Linked DNA regions of Homo sapiens: region 2 is linked to region 1. Evidence: chromatin loops called from intact Hi-C (ENCODE). Cell type or tissue: endothelial cell of umbilical vein. All regions are shown on one strand.

Region 1 (4,000 bases):
GGAGAATTGCTTGAACCCGAAGGCAGAGGTTGTGGTGAACTGATATCGCACCACTGCACTCCAGTCTGGGCAACAAAGTGAGATTCTGTCTCAAAACAAAAAACAAAACAAAAAACAAAAAACAAAAAATACCCCCACGAAAACAAAAAGTAGTTAAGAGGGTATGTCTCATGGGTTTTCTTACCACAATAATTTATTAAGGTCATGAAAGCCGATATCATTGTCTAGTTCATAGCCTTAGGGGAAAAGCTTTGAGTTTTTCAGCATTGAGTATGGTGTTAGCTGTGGGTTTCTCATCTATGTCTTATGTTAAGGGAGTTTTCGGCCATTCCTTGTTTTTATCAAAAATGAGTTGAATTTTGTCAAAGCTTTTTCTCTACCATGTGCTTTTCTCTCCTTCATTCTATTAATGTGGTGTATTACTTTGACTGATTTTCCTATGTTGAACGATCCTTCCACTCTGAGAAAAAATTCCATGTGCTCCTGGTATATAATCCATTCATTATGGTATAAGGTTTGCTAGTATTTCGTTGATTTTTGCATTAATATTGATAAAGGATACTGTAGTTTTATGTTCTTGTAGAGTCTTTGTCTCTTTTGGCATCAGGGTAAGGAGGGCCTTATATAATGAGTTAGGAAGTGTTTTCTCCTCTTTGATTTTTTTTCCTTTTTTAAAAAAAACTAGAGATGGGTTTTGCCGTGTTGCCCAGGCTGGTCTCCAACTCCTGGGCTCAAGCGATCTGCCCGCCTCAGCCTCCCAAAATGCTGGGATTACAGGCGCCAGCCACCATGCCTGGCTTAATTTTTGTATTTTTAGAAGGGTCGGGGTTTCACCATGTTCACCAGGCTGGTCTCAAACACCTGACCTCAGGTGATCCACCTGCCTCAGCCTCCCGAAGTGCTGGGATAAGAGCCAGGAGCCACCACGCCCAGCCAGTATTGTTCTAGCAGCCTGCACTGACTCTGGCCGACTCTTGCAGAAGACACTGGTTAGAGAGGACAGTCAGGAGGGGCAACATCAGGCTTCAAGCTGTGTGAAAGGGGAAGTTTTGCTCAGCAGCAAGTTCTCTCTGGATTAAGAGTTTTGTGATTGGCAGCCACAGTGAACTAGAGAGACGCGTCTGCCAGGGAGAGCCTGCACCTCCCACAAGGTGTCGTCTGTGCTGGCTTCTGGAGCCTTTGACCACTGCTTTCCATCTGGGATTCTGTGTTCACAGGGGGAACAAAAGGCCTGAGAAACACCACGTACGTGACTTGGTCTTCATGGTCTCTTCTCTCCTGTAATTGTAGGTGGCCTCAGGAAAGGAGTCTGTATTCTGCAATCACTGACTTGCTGCTGAAAAATCCAGATGAAAAGAAAGGCGGGGCTTTCCTGCTGGCTTCAGTCTGGAGATCTGACTCCAGCTTCCTGCTGGCCACCAGGCAGGGGTGGTGGAAGGAGCGGTTTTTGCAGGTAAAGAACCGTGGCCTCATCGTACAGTCCCTGGAGCAGCCATGTCCCTCTAGGTGGGTGGGTTTTTGTGCATGGGGCTCTGGGGGGTCTGCGTGGGTGTCGTGTGGTGTGACTGTGAATGTGTGTGGGAGTGTGTCTCCTCAGGGGATGTGTCCCACCTACACAGCACAGGTGCCTCATCTACATTCTCCAAGGGAACCCCACCGCCGCTGTGGGCTTTCCACACATTGACGCATTCATGGCTCACCACAGCCTTGCCCACGGGCTTTCCAGCCCCACGCCTCGGAAAATGAGGTACAGAGAATGACCCAGGCTCCTGAGCTTCTCTGTGAGAGAGCTGCAGGGTGAGTGGTGGGGGGCGGGGCATGTGGAAGCTCAAGACTACTGGGTGGCATTCATCACTCAGCGGCAGGCTCACTGGTCGCAGTGCAGGGGTGACCCACCCCCATGTATATGCCTGGAAGTACCTGGGCATACGGAGTTCCAAGACACCACTCATGGTTAAAAGGCGGCCCCCGTGCTCACATAGCTGATGTCATCTCTCTGTGTACATACCACAGATTTTTGCCCAGCCATTAGCCTAAAATGTCCAAGTCATGGAAACAGAGTAGAAGGGTGGTGTCGGAGAATGAAAAAGATGGGGAAGACGGTGAAAGGGCACAAAGTTTCAGTGATGCGATGAGTACGTTCTGGAGACCTGACACGCAGCATGGTGACCGTAGTTCATAGTGATTAATTGCACGCTCGAGATCTATGAGAAAGTGCACCTCGAATATCCTCACCACACACACAAATGGCAACAATGTGAAGCGATGGATACGTTCATTAGCTTGATGGTGGTCATTTCATAGTTTGCATATATCAAAACTTCACATTGTACACTTTATATATACACATTTTAAAATTTTTCAATTATGCCTCAATAAAGCCAGGAAAAAATCCTCAGAAATACTCAAATTCTGTGAGCTACCCATGGACACTGATGAATTAGAACCAGCAGGACCCCTGGTGGTCAGTGAGGCCTGTCAGCCTCGTTGAAGCTCCCTGGTGCAGCAGAGTTAGAGCATCAGCTCCCGGCCCACACCTCCCTCTATGAGGAGCCGCCCTTCCTGCCTGTGTGAGCAGGAGCGCCTCTGACCAAGGAGCACAGACGTGGGATAGAAATGCAAGCCTGCGAGCAGACCTACCACATGGGAAACAGCGGGTATTTTTAAGTGACCTGACGTTGTATTTTCAAAATATCTGTAACTGATTATCTTTAAGAAATAGGCTTAGTGAATAAATATAATACAATATTTTGTATAGACCCAGGCTCCCAAAGTAAGATTGCTTTTCGTCAATCACAAAACCTTATGTGACAAAGGAGAAATGCACCGGCGGCATATGTAGGTCCCTGGAGGCTGAGGTGGTCTAGGGAGAGGTCAGGGAGATAGTGGCAATTCAGCGGCAAGTTCAACGTGGCGGGAGAGGTGAGGGACGCTCTTGTTGCATCACAGTGTAGAGTTGGGCACAGGGGAGACTGAGCATTTCCTGTCGATTTTTTTTTTTTTGAGGTGGAGTCTCGCTCTGTCGCCCAGGCTGGAGTGCAGTGGCGCGATCTCAGCTCACTGCAAGCTTCGCCTCCCGGGTTCACACCATTCTCCTGCCTCAGCCTCCCTAGTACCTGGGACTACAGGCACCCGCCACCACGCCCGGCTAATTTTTTGTATTTTTAGTAGAGACGGGGTTTCACCGTGTTAGCCAGGATGGTCTCGATCTCCTGACCTCGTGATCTGCCCGCCTCGGTCTCCCAAAGTGCTGGGATTACAGGCTTGAGCCACCATGCCTGGCCCATTTCCTGTTGGTTTAGGTGGCCTCTAGCTCCACAGCTGAGGACTCTGAACCTCATCCCAGTCCTGCTCCTCTTTTCCAAGCCTCTCCCACCCAGGAGGATGGCCCAGCAGCAGCTGAGCCCATGCGGCAAACCTACCACACCTGTGCACGCCAGTGCTGCGTCCATCTCAAGCTAGGGCCCCGAGTCATCCATAAGCAACACTGCCAATACACTGCCAGCCAGACACTCTGTCCTCCTGGCCTCCCTGAGAGGCTGCTGGAGGAAGAGTCACAGTAAGGAAAGATTGCCTGTTTTTGTCCAAAATAGACATGATGCTTTGTTGTTTTATTTCATTTCAAATTGGTTCATGTATGAAAATCTGGCAATATACGTAATGTGATACATACCGTTTCCGGACAAGACAGTGTCAAACATGAATGGCAGCCTCAGCTTATAAACAAACTGTCTGGGAGAGGGCCTGTCCTCAGCACCTGTACTTCTTTCTCCTGGGGCTAAGAATTTTTCAATTGCCAGCTGGGCTTGGTGGCTCATGCCTGCAATCCCAGCACTTTGGGAGGCCGAGGTGGGCGGATCATGAGGTCAGAAGATCCAGACCATCCTGGCTAACACGGTGAAACCCTGTCTCTACTAAAAATACAAAAAATTAGCCAGGCGTGGTGGCAGGTGCCTGTAGTCCCAGCTACTCGGGAGGCTGAGGCAGGAGAATGGCGTGA
Region 2 (4,000 bases), 52 kb before region 1:
CGGCCTCCCAAAGTGCTGGGATTACAGGCGTGAGCCACTGCACCTGGCCTCTGTCACAGCTCTCATTTTATCAGTCAGAAGCAATTTCCTTAAAATGACCTCCTTCCCTTCATCTCACTGACATCTCTCACCCTCTTCTTCCAGCCACACTGGCTGCCTCATTCTTCCTTGAACGTTCCCAACTGCAGAACTCTGCTCTTTTTCTTCCACTGCTGGCTTGGGTAACTTTGCTAATTCACTCAGTACCTCCAAGTCTTGGGTTCTGTGTCACTTTCTCACTGAGGCCCGCTTTTGCCCCCATCAGCTAGTGAAACCTGCCCCTTCACACCCTACCTTCCCAGTAATTCCTGATTCTCCTCGGTTTGTTTTGTCCTTTTTTTGTTTTTTTCCTTAGCAATTACCACACAAGGTGCTATGTATGTTGCTTATTACAACTTAGTTTATGTCACTGGAATGTGAGCTTTTCAGAGGAAGTTCCTTTGCCTTGTGCCCTGCGAGTGCCATTTGGAGGGAGAATGAACACAGTAGGGCACTGCTCATTATTTCTATTTCCAAAAACATGCAGACCCAGGAGCCCCCTCAGTTGCAGTCGACACCCCGGCCGCTGCAGGAGGAAGTCCCAGTGGTTAGACCTCTGCAGCCAAGAGCAGCAAGAGGAGGAGCAGGAGGAGGAGCACAGTCTCAAGGTGAAAGGAAGCAAGAAGGACATGAGGGGCAGGGGATGCTTCATGTGTGAAGGGCTACCACAGCGGTAGAAGGTTCTAGATAGCCTCAGGACTCCCGTGAGGTTTGGTGGGATGGGAAGTGTGTGCAGCTTGCAACTGTCTCTCTTTGTGCAGTGAATTATCTGATGGTGTTTTCTTCACCTTGTGTCTTAACTTGTGGAAGGGAGATGGAGGTCACTGTTTATTGGCCAGTTCAACATAATTGCTTTTCAAATTTAGATGACACATCTGCAGATGATAACTCTAAGTTAACTTAATGGAATTCTAAGAACACCATTTTCTTTCCTCTTTAAATTGTGGCATTAACAGGTTGAACCTGTTACCTACATTGCAGGCTGACAGGTTATCCTCGTTTATACAGCACTCATGCACACAGGCTCAGATATTGTCATTTGCTAAGGTTTCGGCTAATGTGATCCAACTTCAGTCTGGATTCTCCTCTTTGCTTTCTATAGCAAAATAGCTTGTGATGAGTCAAAACTTGAAACACTAAAAAAGAATTGTATTATAGATAAATATTAACAAATGGTTACAAAATCCAGAACCTATAAAATGAGCTTATACATTTGAATAAATTAAAACACATTTTTAATAATCAGATCCTATCTGAAGGGTTGTTATTAAATAGTATGTGTAAATTACATGGACTGGGTGCAGTGGCTCACATCAGCACTTTGGGAGGCCCGGGTGGGTGGATCACTTGAGGCCAGAAGTTCAAGACCAGATTGGCCAACATGGCAAAATCCCATCTTTACCAAAAATATACAAATTAGCTGGGCATGGTGGTATGCGCCTGTAGTCCCAGCTACTAGGGAGGCTGAGGCAGGAGAATCACTTGAACCCAGGAGGCAGAGGTTCCAGTGAGCTGAGACAGTGCCACTGCACTGCAGCCTGGGTGACAGTTAGACTCCGTCTGAAAAGATAAAAGTATGTGGTTTGTAGCGAGTGCCAAGGTGCCAAGCTAGGATACCTGTTTTCTTTTGCTGACATTTTAATATGATGAATTTGATTGCTGGATGTGTCAGGAACTAGTTGGGAGTTTGATAAAATTGTTTCAAATTTTATGTGTAAAATGTAGTTAGTCTGTCACAGAAATGGAGACACTTACTTTGTAAGATCATCATAAACTAAAAACTAGACTCCAGAAGTAAAATTTTGAGGCAAACCATTATTGTAACCCAAGGCACAGACGTCTTGGCCATTTAGGTGTACGGGATTTACAATAACGTGTGCGTATTCCTTCAGGATGCCTCTCGTCACTGAAAGACCGCATTGTGCTGTCATTTAAATGTTAACTTTGTAGAATAGCTACATCGATATGAACCTTAGAATGTAAGTTGAAATAGTGAGTGTGATCCTTTCCTAGTTGCTCTTAATAGAAAGGATAGATCAGTTTTGTATTAAAAGCCAGTTTTATAGATTTTTTAAATGATTGGCTTATTTGGCATTTTATGATGCCCACTAGGGGGCAGCATAGCGCCAGGAGATAGGCTTAAAGACAGAACCAAAGTTTCTAGAATCTTGTACCATGAACAAATACCCAAAGAAATGGGGCACATATGTAGCAGGAATGAATAAAGTGCCAAGGCAACCACGGATGTGAACTGGGGACTCCTTGGGAAAGGTTTCTGGGTAAGGTTACGCTTTTGCGGCAACATATCACGGAAATGTGTTTTGGAACCTTGGGTGGCATCTTTTCTACCTCTAACAAACTTATGCTGGGTGTTAATGCTGTCTTTTCTATTCTTCCCTTTTTATTGTTTAAACTTCTGGCGTTTACATTTATGCAGGGGTGAAGGAACCTGGACCTGAGGCTGGGTTGCATACAGCGCCCTTGCAGGAGAGAAGGATTGGTGGAGTTTTTCAAGACCTGGTGGTGAACACCAGGCAAGATATGAAGCATGTTAAAGACTCAAAAACAGGTATGTTGGTCTAGAACTCAATGTTTATGGAGCTGTTCGTTTTTAACTTTTTTTTTTTTTTTTTCATTGAGAGACAAGGTCCTGCTCTGTCGCCCAGGCTGGAGTACAGTGATGCTCACTTTAGCCTCAAACTCCTGGGCTCAGCTGATCCTGAGCTGATCCCAGCTCAAGTAGCTGGGACTACAGGTGGGCACCACCATGCCCGAATGTGTGTGTGTGTGTGTGTGTGTGTGTGTGTGTGTGTGTGTAATATATACATATTTTATATATGTGTGTGTGTGTGTGTGTGTGTATGTAAATTTTGTAGAGACACGGTCTTGCTGGTCTAGAACTGGCCCAAGCCATCCTTACACCTGGGCCTTCCAAACTGCTGAGATTACAGGAATGAGCTACCACACCTGGCCCATTTTAAACTTTCGATAAAAACTTTAATAGATTCTGGAAAGCTTCTGTCATCACTGTAAGTAGAGGTGCCTCCCACCTTGCCCAAGCTGGTCTGGAACTCCTGGCCCAAACCATCCTCCCACCTGGGCCTCCCAAAGGGCTGGGATTATAGGTGTGAGCCACTGTGCCCTGGCCTGCAGTGAGACTTTTTTTAAAATTAAATATTATTACATAGGGTGGCGCTTTCTCTCCTTTTGGAAACCACAAATGTTCTAATTTTCAATCTATTCAGTATCTTAAACTTCCTAAATGTATGCTTGCATAAGGGCTCATTGAATTGATAGGCATTCTGGACATCAGGTGCATTACAAATGTCATTTATCTCCTTGTCTGACCTAACTTTGGCTTTTCTTTTCTTTTCTTTTTTTTTTTTTTTTTTTTTTTGAGACGGAGTTTAGCTCTTGTTGTCCAGGCTGGAGGGCAATAGTATGATCTCAGCTCACTGCAACCTCTGCCTCCTGGGTTCAAGTGATTCTCCTGTCTCAGCCTTCCGAGTAGCTGGGATTATAGGCACCTGCCACTGTGCCCAGCTAACTTTTTGTATTTTTAGTAGATATGGGGTCACCATGTTGGCCAGGCAGGTCTGGAACTCCTGATGTCAGGTGATCCACCCGCCTTGGCCTCCCAGAGTGCTGGGATTAGAGGCGTGAGCCACCGTGCCCAGCCCTAACTTTGGCTTTTAATATTGTAGTGTCCAAACTGTTTGTTTTGGGCCCAATCAGTCTGTTTCTTTATTGTCATGTGGCTCCATTTTTCAGGTTCAGAGGGTACAGTGGTACAGCTACTCGCCAACCACTTCCGAGTGATATCTCGTCCTCAGTGGGTTGCATATAAATACAACGTTGACTACAAACCAGACATAGAAGATGGAAATCTCCGTACAATTTTACTTGATCAACATAGAAGGAA

What was found. Peaks named below come from ENCODE experiments on the same cell type or tissue, not always from the same donor. Only the 100,000 strongest peaks of a DNase experiment are listed, where the experiment ranks them.
Region 2: it touches region 1 in a loop (14-fold over the local background); 11 of 110 quality-filtered maps call a loop at or near these places.

Annotation. Positions count from the first base shown.
Region 1 is chr22:24,704,745-24,708,744 of GRCh38, reverse strand. It overlaps LOC105372962 (a long non-coding RNA gene), which reads left to right and starts at 999. Exons shown (of 3, transcript XR_938084.3): 1 at 999-1,151; 2 at 1,291-1,453. In endothelial cell of umbilical vein, a CTCF peak has its summit at 2,475; no DNase peak of the experiment used is centred here; H3K27me3 peaks cover 712 bases.
Region 2 is chr22:24,756,555-24,760,554 of GRCh38, reverse strand. PIWIL3 (piwi like RNA-mediated gene silencing 3) reads left to right here. Exons shown (of 21, transcript NM_001255975.1): 3 at 566-686; 4 at 2,516-2,647; 5 at 3,850-4,000. Among named protein-coding and RNA genes, the nearest start is that of PIWIL3, 16 kb to the left of the region's middle. In endothelial cell of umbilical vein, a CTCF peak has its summit at 2,173 (motif pointing right); a DNase peak (open chromatin) is centred at 2,194.